Linked DNA regions of Homo sapiens: region 2 is linked to region 1. The links are chromatin loops, found by intact Hi-C in ENCODE. Cell type or tissue: Caco-2. All regions are shown on one strand. Links, peaks and the distances in the headings refer to the core of each region. The heading gives the core; the rest is flanking DNA.

What was found. A loop is a pair of places that touch in the nucleus more often than their neighbours do. Peaks named below come from ENCODE experiments on the same cell type or tissue, not always from the same donor. Only the 100,000 strongest peaks of a DNase experiment are listed, where the experiment ranks them.
Region 2: it touches region 1 in a loop (3-fold over the local background); 1 of 110 quality-filtered maps calls a loop at or near these places.

Annotation. Positions count from the first base shown.
Region 1 is chr6:63,439,347-63,446,178 of GRCh38, reverse strand. It overlaps a transcript of LGSN not described here and the pseudogene LOC642554. Among named protein-coding and RNA genes, the nearest start is that of LGSN, 120 kb to the right of the region's middle. In Caco-2, for the core only: a CTCF peak has its summit at 4,293; DNase peaks (open chromatin) are centred at 3,788, 4,338, 5,378, 5,898 and 1 weaker place; H3K4me3 peaks cover 2,813 bases.
Region 2 is chr6:63,302,114-63,308,945 of GRCh38, reverse strand. All of the region lies in intron 1 of LGSN (lengsin, lens protein with glutamine synthetase domain), which reads left to right. Among named protein-coding and RNA genes, the nearest start is that of LGSN, 14 kb to the left of the region's middle. In Caco-2, for the core only: no CTCF peak of the experiment used is centred there; a DNase peak (open chromatin) is centred at 3,449.

The DNA.
Region 1 (6,832 bases), core at 1,242-6,241:
TCCCAGGTTCAAATGATTCTCCTGCCTCAGCCTCCTGAGTAGTTGGGACTACAGGAATGTGCCACCATGGCCCGGCTAATTTTTGTATTTTTAGTAGAGATGGGGTTTCACCGTATTGGCTGGGCTGGTCTCGAACTCCTGACCTCGAGTGACCTGCCTGCCTCAGCCTTCCAAAGTGCTGGGATTACAGGCGTGAGCCACGACACCCGGCTGATCATGTACACTTTGTAGGCCATTGTCAAGATGCTTTTACTTGGAGTGTGATGATGGAGAGGTCATGGGGCGGTGGGGGTTGAGATGTCTGAGATACTTCAGAAGGATCACTATGGCTGTGTTATGAATGGAGAATAGATGATAAGGAACCTAGGGTGGAAAGAAGAACACAGTTGGCAGGCAATTGTAGTAATTCAGATGAGAGTTTATAAAGCTTCCAAACATATTAAGTATTTTATTATAAACAAAAGTCTCTAAATCTATGCTGATATTGAAGGTAATGACCACACATTCTTAATTCTTATACAAGGCATGAGATTCTTCTTTTTTATTTTTATTATTTTTTTTGAGACAGGGTCTTGTTCTGTCACCCAGGCTGGAGTGCAGTGGCAGGATCTCTGCTCACTGCAACCTCCACCTTCCAGGTTCAAGCGATTCTTGTGCCTCAGCCTCCCAAGTAGCTGGGACTACAAGCGCCTGCCACCACACTGGCTATTTTTTTGTATTTTCATTAGAGATGGGGTTTCACCATGTTGGCCAGGCTGGTCGCGAGCTCCTGACCTCAAGTGATCTGCCCGCCTTGGCCTCCCAAAGTGCTGAGATTACAGGCGTGAGCCACCGTGCCTGACCAGCATGAGATTATTTTTATTTTTTTGAGACGGAGTCTCCCTCTGTCACCCTGGATGGAGTGCAATGACGCGATCTCTGCTCATTGCAACCTCTACCTCCCAGCTTCAAGTGATTCTCCTGCCTCAGCCTCCTGAGTAGCTGGGATTACAGGCACCTGCCACCACACCCAGCTAATTTTTGCATTTTTTGTAGAGATGGAGTTTCACCACGTTGGTCAGGCTGGTCTCGAACTCCTGACCTCAGGTGATCCGCCCACCTCGGCCTTCCAAAGTGCTGGGATTCAGGCAAAAGCCACCGCGCCAGGCTATGAGATTCTTATACAAGAGTGTCTGCCCTGCAAATGGCACTTTTCCATGGAAGCTACCCATGCCCAGACCTTGCATCAGCTCAACTGTTTTGGACAAAGTGACCTTGTCCTTTCCCTCCTTCCAGCCTTTCGTTGGTTGGCTACAGAGGGAATTGGACTCAAGCACAGTCAGCCATGGCATGCTAGTTCTTCAGGAGTGGGCCTGGGAAAAAAGGCTCCATCTAAGTATTTTTGTGCTGATTCAACCAGATTCTTCTCAGGGATTTAACTGAGAAGAATGAAAAGAAAACCAGTTGATAACAGTAAAAGAAGGGGTCAGACAGGAGCAGATATGTTAACGGTGGAATGTTAGAGTAAGAAAAATTCATAAAGTCCTGCTTCTCAGGTCCCTAGGGAAGTTTAAAAATCTGAATGGCCTTCTAGTTTCTGGCTCTATGAGGCAGATTCTAAGTGATTCCTGCTTTCCCTGAGTTCCGTGTATGTGTTAACTTATATTGCTATCCTTCCTCATGTTACACTACTTTGAATAAACAGAATACATCTCTATTCCTTACATATAAAGAGCCCAACAGAAATTACAACCACTTGTGTAACAGTCTTCTTGCATTAGTAATCATCTATCAATGATTTTAGTCTATCACACATTGGGAAAGATTTTCACTGTCTACATCATTAATGTGTAGTGGAGAACACAGAATTTGAAGCTAGCCTCCCTGAGTTCAAATGCCAGCTCCATCCCTTGCCAGTTTTGTTATCTTGGGCAAAGAATTTAACTCATCTTTCTGTTTCCATATCTATTTTTTTTTTGAAAAAGAGATAACATACTACTTAGAGTTGTTGAGAAGATTAAATGAGTGAATACTGAAAGCTCTCAGACAGTGCCTGGTGCATAATAAAGACTCGAGAGGCATCATCATCCAGTAATGAAACAAGCCATTACTTCTAGATGATAAAAAATTCTCTGGGTGACTCCTATTATGAGTTGGTTAACTGCTATTAGTTAGGACAGTGGCATTTTTTGTTTAATTACTTAGATTCCTTCAAAATAGTTAGATAATTCCCATACCCTATTGGCATGTTTCATAAAGGTCTCATGACACTTTTTTTTTTTTTTGGTGACAGCTGACCATTTAGTAGAAATGAGCCTTTACACAGCTTTGTGTAACAACTAGAAATGGCTATGTTTTCTTTCTCCCCACCCCCAAGCCTATTCCTTTAGGCATGCAGGTAACTGTCCCCCACCACCTCCCATTTCTCCTCATTCCACCAGGAAACCCTGACTAAGGAATGAAGAAGTCCTACAAAGAGGAGGTCTCAAGTACCAATCAGCAGCCATTTGATGATGGCAGGTAGGTCTGATGCTAAAAAGAGTTTGTGTCCAGCAGAGCCCAATTCCATAGGAATCCAAGCTCCAAGGCTGGGAGGCAGCAGGTGCTGGGGACAAGCTCACTGCTGAGAGTCGGTCTGGAGGATCTCATGGTGGTGCAGACCCTGGACCACATTGTCACAGATGGTGTTCACGCTGGTGCAAAGGTGAGAGGTGACAATGTGCTAGCAGCCCTCACTTGCTCTTGGTGCCTCCTCGGCCTTGGCATCTGCTCTGGCCGCACTTGAGGAGCCCTTCAGCCCACCGCTGCACTGTGGGAACCCCTCTCTGGGCTGGCAGAAGCTGGAGCTGGCTCCCTTTGCGTGCAGGGAGGTGTGGAAGGAGAGGCGCGGGTGGCAACCAGGGCTGCGTGCTCGCGGGCCAGCACCAGTTCCAGGTGGGCGCGGGCTCGGCAGGCCCCGCACTCAGAGCAGCCTGCCAGCGCCACTGGCGCTGGGCAATGAGGGGCTTAGCATCCGGGCCAGTAGCTGTGGAGGGGGCACCGGGTCCCCCAGCACTGCTGGCTTGTCCGCACCCGGCTTGAATTCTTACCAGGCCTCAGCCACCTCCCCATGGGGCAGGGCTCAGGACCTGCAGCCTGCCATGCCTGAGCCCCCACGCGGTGGGCTCCCACATGGTCCGAGCCTCCCTGACGGGCACCGCCGCCTGCTCCACAGTGCCTGGTCCCATCGCCAAGGGTTGAGGAGTGTGGGTGGGTGACTGGTGGGCAGCTCCACCCGTGGTCCTGGCGTGGGATCCACTAGGCGAAGCCAGCTGGGCTCCTGAGTTGGGTGGGGATTTGGAGAACTTTTATGTCTAGCTGGAGGATTGTATATGCACCAATCAGCACTCTGTGTCTAGCTCGGGGTTTGTGGATGCACCAATCAGCACTCTGTATCTAGCTAATCTGGTGGGGACTTGGAGAACTTTTATGGCTAGCTAAAGGATTGTAAATGCAGCAATCAGCACTCTGTGTCTAGCTCAAGGTTTGTAAATGCAGCAATCAGCACTCTGTGTCTAGCTCAAGGTTTGTAAACGTACCAGTCAGCACTCTGTGTCTAGCTCAAGGTTTGTAAACACACCAATCAGTGCTCTGTGTCTAGCTAATCTAGTGGGGACTTGGAGAACTTTTATGTCTAGCTAGAGGATTGTAAGTATACCAATCAGCACTCTGTGTCTAGGTCAGGGATTGTAAATGCACCAATCAGGACCCTGTCAAAACGGACCAATCAGCTCTCTGTAAAATGGACGAATCATCAGGATGTGGGTGGGGCCAGATAAGGGAATAAAAGCAGGCTGCCCGAGCTAGCAGCAGCAACCCGGTCAGGTCCCCTTTTGTGCTGTGGAAGCTTTGTTCTTTCTCTGTTTGCAATAAATCTTACTGCTGCTCACTCTTTGGGTCTACGCCGCCTTTATGAGCTATAACACTCACCGTGAAGGTCTGCATCTTCACTCCTGAAGCCAGTGAGACTACGAACAAACGCATTGGGAGGGACGAACAAACGCATTGGGAGGGACCAACAACTCCGGACATGAGGAACAAACAACTCCAGATGCGCTGTCTTTAAGAGCTGTAACACTCACAGCAAAGGTCTGCGCCTCACTTCTTAAGTCAGTGAGACCACAAACCCACCAGAAGGAAGAAACTCCGGACGCATCTGAACATCTGAAAGCACAAACTCTGGACACACCATCTTTAAGAACTGTAACACTCACCGCGAGGGTCCGCAGCTTCATTCTGGAAGTCAGCAAGACCAAGAACCCATTATTCCGGACACAAAGGGGCAGCTGCTGTAGCTGTGTCACCTGACAAGCAACCAGCGCCCCCGCTGCACAAAGCAGCAGCAGCAGCAGTTTCAGCACAGCCCAGAAACGAGTGTGCTTCCGGGGGAGTGGCTTGCAGGGGCAGGATTCGGACTTAGATTTGGGGGCCTAATTTGTTTCCTTGGTAGGTATGATCTGCTCCCGCTTGGCTGCTTTGAGGGCATCATACTCCTTTCTCTGGCACTCTTTCTCCTCTGCCTTCTCCCGCTTCCGCATTTCCTCTCCTGAGCTTCCTTAGCTCGCTGCTTTGCCTCATACTTCTCTGCCTCTCGTTCTACTTCCAACCCTGCTGCCTCTCCCACTTGTGGTCTGTCTGTACAGCCTTCATGTGTTGTGATGCCTTGTTTGCATGCTGTTTCCATGGCTTCTCACCCAAGCAATCACCTGCCACCTTGGCCAGGCCGGGATCCAGAGGTTATTCTTCAGGTCCAGCCACTTCAGGTTCTTCAGCTGAGCAAAGCTGACGACAAGGTGACCAGCCTGTTGTTGAGGAGAGCCAGGTGCTGGAGGTTGACCAAACGGCCCAAGTCTGCTGGTGGGTGCTGCGGCTTGTTCTTTCTAAGGTCTAGCTTCGCCAGGTGTGTGAGGCCACAGAAATCCGACGGGAGAATAGTCATTATTTATTTTTTTGAGATGGAGTTTCACTCTTGTTGCCCAGGCTGGAGTGCAATGCGCAATCTCGGCTCACTGCAACCTCGGCCTCCCAGGTTAGAGCGATTCTCCTGCCTCAGCCTCCCGAGTAGCTGGAATTACAGGCATGCACCACCACGCCTGGCAAATTTTTTTTGTATTTTAGTAGAGACAGGGTTTCTCCGTGTTGGTCAGGCTGGTCTTGAACTTCTGACCTCAGGTGATCCGTCCTCCTCGGCCTCTCAAAGTGTTGGGATTACAGGCGTGAGCCACCGTGCCCGGCACAATAGTCATTTATTACAAGACAGATCCAGTGTGGTAGTCTTTGGAAGGGCAGCCAGCTCCTTGACCGGGTCTTCATCCAGGTTGCTGAGGCTCAGGTCCTGTTTGTTGCTGTCCAGCTGGTGGCGGAGGTTTCCGCCCTCGCTATCTGCGTTGGTCATGGTGACGGTCGGCTGAACGGACCTGGCTCCAGGGTTTTGATGGGTGGGGGTAAATGAGCTGAAATGCCGCTGGTCAGTTCAGCGGGCCCCCACCCAACCCACCACACCTGAGCCCTCTGTCGCCTCTGGTGCCTACACCTTGTTAATTTTAGACAAATGGATATCTAGGGAAAGGAGAAACAGGCAGTCATAGCTGTAGAGTGCCTGCTCTATACAGGAAGGAAATTGTTTGGTACTGGGGAAGGTGATACTATTGTAGAAAAACCGGGTTCTCAATACACGATCAGGAAAATTTAGGCAGACAGACACATTATAGGGTTTATTCGGTGAAGAGAAAAAAAGGAAAGAGGAATTCTCAGCAAAGTGAGAAAGAGTCCTGATAGCAGGTTTCCTGCCTCACAGATTGAATGCCAAGTCACCACACAGGAACTGAGGAGGCCAGGCTCCTCCACCTACAAACGGCCTGAACTTCGCGAGGCTCCACCCCGTCCTCCCAGGGCGTAGGTGGGCATTATGCAGGGAGAATCAGTCAGGAAAGGGCAGCCTTCATCCGGGACCAGCAGTCTGGTTTTAGGCTTGAAGGCAGCCAGGGTTTCCCCAGGGTCCCTTGGCTGTCTGCTGTCCCTATCAATACTGACATACAAAAAACTCAGAACTTACAAGTAGAATCTGAACTCCATGAGGACTTAGAAGACTGTTTTAGTGGTGGAGGAACCTATGTTTGTCTTTTTAAAACAGATACCAGCACCTGGAATATAGTAGACAATAAATATTTTTTGAATGAATGTTGAATAAATGAAAAATAAGCACAATGAACAAAAAGGCAGAGATTTCAAAGCTAGAAGAGATGTATAAATGAAGGGCTATAGAAACATAAAAGAATGGATAATAAATTCTGACCACATTGGAGTATGTGTATATAGAGAGAAGGTTCGATATCTGAATTGGACCTTAAAGAAGAGTAGAGCTTTGACAAATGATGCAGTGGGGTGGGACTTAAAGGGAGAGCTTTTCTACCAGAGGGAATTCCAAAGAACTAGAGAAGTGAACATGCATATTTAGTCTGGGAAAGAAAATAGATGGGGGGAATTAGAATTGAGAAGAGGTGGAGGACAAGAGTGGTTGGAAGGCAGTGGCAGGAGATGTGCCTGGAAAGACTGTTTGGAACAAGAATGTAAAATGACCTCCTGTCCCATACTTCAGACTTTATTTTACAGGCATGAAATTTAAAAAAATTTTTTTTTTTTTAATGAGACAGAATCACACTCTGTCGCCCAGGCCGGAGTGCAGTGGCACGATCTGGGATCACTGCAACCTCCACCTCCCGGTAGCTGGGATTATGGGCTCACGCCACCACGCCTGGCTAATTTTTGTGTTTTTTTAATTATTATTATTTTTAATTGTATTATTATTATACTT
Region 2 (6,832 bases), core at 675-5,674, 140 kb after region 1:
GTAATTAATACAAGTTTGTGATGTAGTCTTTGAAATAACACTTCTGTAAATATTTTAAGCACATTTTCTTTCTTTTTTCTTTGAAGAACACACTTAAAGGTAACTGAAGGCACATTCTTTCCTCTTTGACATATTCTTTTAAGTTTGATAATTATCGATCCCTTTTTCCACTATTTCTAACAGAGGTTAAAACTTGATGAAATTTTGATTTGCTTGTTTGCGTTTTCATGCACCTCTCTCATTAACAAAATCAGATGTTTGGTAAATGCATTAATGCCTACACCTCGGACTATAACTATTATATAGGGGTCAAAAAAAGTTTTTTTTTTTTGTATTGACATTAAAAAGGTAACTGTTAGAGAAAATTAAAACTAAATCAATAAAATCATTGATATTTAGAACCTAAATAACTCATTATTATATTGGAAAGAAATTTATTAGGTCAAATTAGGGTCTACATTTAATGCTTGGCAGTATTCCTTTAGGTTAAGCGTTTTTTAGTTAATTTGATCAAGTCACTGAGTTGAAATGCAAAATGATAAACTTATATTAAACCATATAAACACCATTTCAAAAGAATCACCATGGTGAGAAAAACATGAATTATGAAAATGTCTTGTAATGAACTTGAATGTAAGAGGAAACATTTTTTATGGCCATTCCCATGTATGAGACAAAAAGCCATCTGACGAAACGATAGTGGAAACATTTTTGAATTGTGAAAAGCTGCTCTGGTGAAAATATCAAAAGAATGAAAATCAACCTGTTGTAGCAGAAATTTGGGATTGTCCAAATTAAGCATGAATTAAATGTATATATTTATGCCATGCAATCAAAATGAAACTGCATATCTGTACTTACGCTCATGATTCTTCCAGCCTGGTTTACCTCACTCCCTATCTTCAGCTGAAATGCGCCCTCTTCTGTTTAAGGTTAGCCTATCTGAAGACTGAAATACTCTGCCTGTGTAGTAACAGCATTACTGTAGAGTCCAAGCCAGGCTATTTGGATCACACTGCCCCACTCTAAGAATCCTCGGACTGCTTGATATGCCTTCATGATTCTGAGAGGTTCCCCTATTTTATTGTGTTTAGAATCTGGAGCTTCTTAGATAAGGGAATAGTGCCTGACCCAATGAAAGTCACCTCTAGGCTGGCCAGGGCCTGTGAGGTAATCTAGAATGAGTTATCTTTCCACCAGAAATCCTCAGTAATGCATAGTGCCCAGGCAATATTTGTGGCTGACCTCTGTTTAGTACTTACCATGCATCAGGCATTGCTTTTCCAACATAATGGTGCCACCAGGGAGAGCTGCACCACTGAGTACTTGATAAATGGTCAAATATTTCTAAACTGATTGGTAAACAGTGGCTAACAAGAGCCTCTTAATGGTCCACTCTACCCAAACTTTTCTACCTGTCCTAGTATTTCCCTGGGGCTCTTGGACCTGTCCACAGCCCATCAATTAAAGAGTTAAAGAACTAGTACCTGGCCCTACAGGCCCTCCAGGACCTTGCTACAGCTTCCTAGCACCCCAGCAATGGTTGGGAGGATATCCTGGTGACAGTGTTCATTAAGAGTGTGCCAAGTACTTGGTGCTCTGGAGCCAACTGGCTGGGTTCAAATCTGAGCTTTGTCACTTATGAGACTTGTGAGCTTGGGTTAGTTGATTAGTCTTTCTTTGACTCAATTTTTCTCATCTCTGAAATAGGATGGTAATGTATTTATCACATGGGATATTTTTCAGACTAAATAAATTAAGACAAAGCATTTAGAAGAGATCTAGCACATAATAGGCACAATATAAGTGTTGGTTATTTTTATTAGATGTACTAATGGCTAAATATTTTTACCATCACCCTTTAGTACCACACTAGATACCACTGTTGGGGAAAAGACAGGTGGTCACTGCTGATACAGTTGTGCCTCATATCTCTAGAGCTGCTGCATATTCTGAACAGCATTCCGGTAGTTTTGAGACCTAGTTGTGTGGTAGTTGAGAAAGTTTATTTCTTTACTTCTTACCTTACATTTTAAATCAATTGGCAGTATTTAACAATCATGAAATTTCAAATAAAAATCCAGATTTCTGGCATGTTTTGAAAATTTGTAAAACTGGCAACACGAGGGCCACGTTTTAATATGGCAACAATTGTCTGGACTCCTGTGTTGGCTCCTTCCTGGGAAGGGCTATCAACTACTGCGTTCGCCCTCCAGCCCATTGTGTTTTTTTGTAATCTGTCTGCTATTTGAGTTTGCTCTCCTTGAACTAGGCTAACCTGAGCATATCTCTTTCTTTACAACATGGAGGCCCTTAACTGCCACAGCAACACTTTATTGCCTCTACTAGATTGTAATATTCTTTGTGAATCATGTTTTATGTTTTGTTTATTTTTATGTCTTTGATTTTGCCTTATCCATAGTAGGTTACAACTTCACTCTTGGGACTAATGAAGGTTAAACTGGTGGTGATGTGAATTAAGATGGGTTTTGCTTTTATACAGAAAAGAGTTATAAAAATACAATTGAAAAAGAATATATAATTGAAGAAGTTGAACAAGTTTTATGAGTTACACAGATCACACTATATAATAAAAACAGAATTCCATTTAAGTCAATTATCAAGCTATGGTGATGTAGGAAGCACCTCAAATAAAATACTTAGATTTGAATTCCTATTCTTCCTCAGATATGACCTTGAACAAATTACCTAACCCCTGTGGGTTATTTCTGCTTTGGAAAAAATGTAGGTGATAATAAATATTCCCTGTATGTTGTGGGTATTAGATGAAATATAAAATATTGTCTGGATATGGCAATGCTTTTAAAATGTTAATATTTTTATAGGTATTATTTTAAAGACTTTATTTTTTTGTTGTTGAGACAGAGTCTCACTCTGTTGCCCAGGCTGGAGTGCAGTGGTGCGATCTTGGCTCACTGTAACCTCCACCTCCTGGGTTTAAGCGATTCTTATGCCTCAGCCTCCCAAGTAGCTGGGACTACAGACACCAAATTAGCCATCAAATCTGGCTAATTTTTTGTATTTTTTGTAGAGATGGAGTTTTGCCATGTTGCCCAGGCTGGTCTTGAACTCCTGGCCTCAAGTGATCCACCCACCTCAGCCTCCCAAAGTTCTGGGATTACAGGCGTGAGCCACCCCACCTGGCTGGATATTATTTAAAAGACTTTAGGCAAATTAAATTTAACAGAGTTTGATTGAGCAAAGAATGATTTGAGAATTGGGCCTCCCTGAGAACCAAAATAGGTTCAGAGCGACTCTGGAGCTGCCACATTGTTGGATAACATTTATGGACAGAACAAGAAAAGTGATGTACAGAAGACAATAATGAGTCACAGAAACAGCTGAATTAGTTACAGCTGGGAGTTTCCCTTATTTGAACATGGTTTGAACAGTTGGCTGCCTGTGATTGGCAGGCATCTGAAATTCTAATTGGTACAGGAGTAGGTTATAGTCTGTTTATAAAGTTCTAGGCCAAACTTAAGATATGTAAGGAGGTAGCTTTATGTAAACAATTCCTCCCTTTGGGTCAACCTCTTAAGATTGAGAGGTTGACTGAAACCTTAGGCATTGACGTCACTCTCACACCATTGTAAATGGACTTATTTGGTCTCAAATTCCACTGGGAAATAGCAGTACAGTGGATTTTGTAAGGTGGGAATATGGAAACAGAATGAGAGAAAAATAACCTGATTGTTTACTTTAGGTTAATTTTTTGTAAGGGTTAGAGCAGAGGGGACCTCTTTATTATGCTGGGATCTCCTGTTTTCAGAAGAAAAAAAAACTGTACTGTTTTGGAATCTATCTTCTTCCTTAAAGTTTCACTGTGATTATGTTGTATTAGCATGAGTGATTTTGTTTTGATTTGGTCTGTTCTGTTGGGGTCTAATGCAAGAGTTCAGTCCAGAACAATGGTCTTCCATAATTTTGTTTAACAATTCTCTTCTTTTGGTCAGGTTCTCACCTAGATGAGAGTGTGACCAAAACTTAGGGCTTTGGTGCTACTTCCTATTACCATTATTTTGGGTTTTCTGTCTTAGCACATTATTGATAGGTTATAGTGTCTTCACGATCAGGCATTTCTTTGAGATTTTGTCATTCCAGTCAAAGATACCATCTGACATTCTACACATGGCTGTCTGCAAACATTTAAAACTTTGGAGAGAATATAGCATACCAGGGAGAATACTATTGTGACTGTCAGAATGATAATGATAATGACTACTATAGTGACTGGCAGGAGCATACCAAGAATTTGGAGTATGCTCCTTAGCCAAGGTTCCTATTAGTTCCTATTAATCAACTAAAGTTAAATAGATCAAAGAATAAGCCAGATGAAAAGTCTACATGTTTTAATTAAGCAGCCTGTTCATTAATCTCTTGTAACTGAATCTCTACAAAACCCAGTGTATTTATTCATGTACAATAAGAAGTGTAAGCCACTGCACAGATTTCTCCCTGTTCAGCCTGTAGGTAATCTAGAGCAATTTTATTATCTAGCACAACTTTAGCAAGAGAATTTAAAGAAGTCTGCTGCACAGCCACAGGTTTTGCAGTAAAATCTGCTGTACAGACTACTGTAAGGGATACATTTCTAATCATTACCTCATTTACTCCAAGCCATAGAAAAAGGGAACTAACAAATGATGCCCATCTAGAAAGGTGAAGGCCTCTTGGCAATGTTTTATTTAACCTAGGATGTACGTTAAAAGAAGTGGACTGATGTTCTGTTTCTGACTGATTATGGAGTAACAAAGGTGTCATTAAAATTCCTAGCCTACACTGGCCCTTCATCTTGCATCCATCAAGAGATAAGGTTGCTCATGTATAAGGTTGTCTGTGAAATCTAACACAAATAAAAATATACTTCACACACATAGGCCCCTTTTCCCACTGTGTTGTTCCAAGAGGCATAAGCAAGGCAAAAGTTAAGAAAGGTTAAGAATCTCACGATGGAAGAGAAGTCTTGTTCCATGATCTTGGGAAAGCTTTCTATGTCTAGGATGCCATCTGCTTCAAGGGAGAAAGTTCTCTGGTTAGCTTTACCTTAAGGTCTCTAACAAGTGTTTGGTTTCAAGAGGCTGGATGGGCCAGACTCAAGGTTCAAGGTCCCAGTATTTTACTGCAGTGTGAGTGGCAAGGGAAGTCTTTCTCTGATGGTGTTTCCAGAAGGCCCAGTCTCTAAGTTTTAGACCATGAAGGGTTTGACTGTACCCAGTCAGTGGATCATAAAAAGCTCCTTTTACCTAATGAAAATACACTTTGGCACAATGCATTGAAGCCTGCATTGTAGCATTTAGTCATATAAGAATTTAGGTGCAGAAGATACATAAGGTTCTATTATTAGAGGCCTTACAGTGACTATTTCATAAATGGTCAACTCATGTTTTGATTGGAAGAGGAACTGATTGTTATCAGTCTGCAGTACCTTTGACCAAGACAATTCAGTCCATTCAGTTAGACTTGCCTAATGCTATTATAGCTGTAACACCTTATGTTTTACAACTTGTCCAGTGAAACAAGTACCTTTATTGTTGGAGATTTCTCTAGGAATGTTCCATGAGAGAAACACATTTCTTGATAACCGTTAAGCTATTTTAGCTATTGTTATTGCATTAGCCTTCTTGCATGAGAAAGCTTGTATATAACTAGAAAACATGCATTACAAATGACAATTGAATAGAAGCCATCTGTAAATGTTCAAATGGCCCATCAAGTAGCAAAAATGTACCTGAAGTTTTTTTTGTCTTCCTAGGATTATGGATTTGACAAAGCAAAATAAACCACTTTGGCAACTTAGAATAGTCATGACACCAGTATATTTTTAAAAATATAATTTGGATGCAATCTCGGCTCACTTCAACCTCTGCCTCCTGGGTTCAAGCGATTCTCCTGCCTCAGCTTCCCGAGTAGCTGGGATTACAGGTGTTCACCACCATGCCTGAATAATTTTTGCATTTTTAGTAGAGATGGGGGTCTCACTATATTGGCCAGGCTGGACTCGAACTCCTGACCTCGAGTGATCCACCTACCTCGGCATCCCAAAGTGCTGAGATTACAGGCGAAAGCCACCATGCCTGGCTGAGTGTAGAGCTTTCAATGATGGCAGTTTTAATTACTTGAGAAGGACCAGGCAGCTCTCCAGACTCTCCATGAGTCCACACTCGACAATGAATTCATATTATCTTAAATACAAATTTCGTTTCTTCAATTTAGGTGCATAGCACTGCTTATCAAATGGGTTATTGTAGGCAATTTGACTTGAACCATGAACCTCATTCAAATTGCATATTTTAACAACATCAGTACTGGCTGATCTAGCATGGAAATCTGCTAAAGTATTTCCTTGGTATTCAATTAGTTCTTGTGCTACTTAAGTTGGCAATTTTATAAACTGGTCAACTTCTTCATTAGAGCTTTTAGTATTCCTATCCCGTCCAAATGTATATCATTCTAGAGTTATCAGAAACCTGTGTTCAAGAGTGTTTATGAGCATTCTTTCAAACCTTTCCATGAACCTCCTTGAGGACACAACATTTTAGGATTTTACTTGATTGTAATGAGCTTTAAGAAAGTTCATCAGAATTAATAAACTGTGAATAAGACTTAAAATGGTTATGGTTAAAGATGCAATTGACAAGGAAATTTGGCTCTTTCTGTATCCTATAATAATTTAACATAAATAAACATAATTATTGCTGATAACATATACTAAGACATATCAGAATATTAGGAGTCACATATAATTTTGAAATACATATTCATAATATATTCATAAAATATAACTCAGAGAATGTTAAGTACCATTTATTTT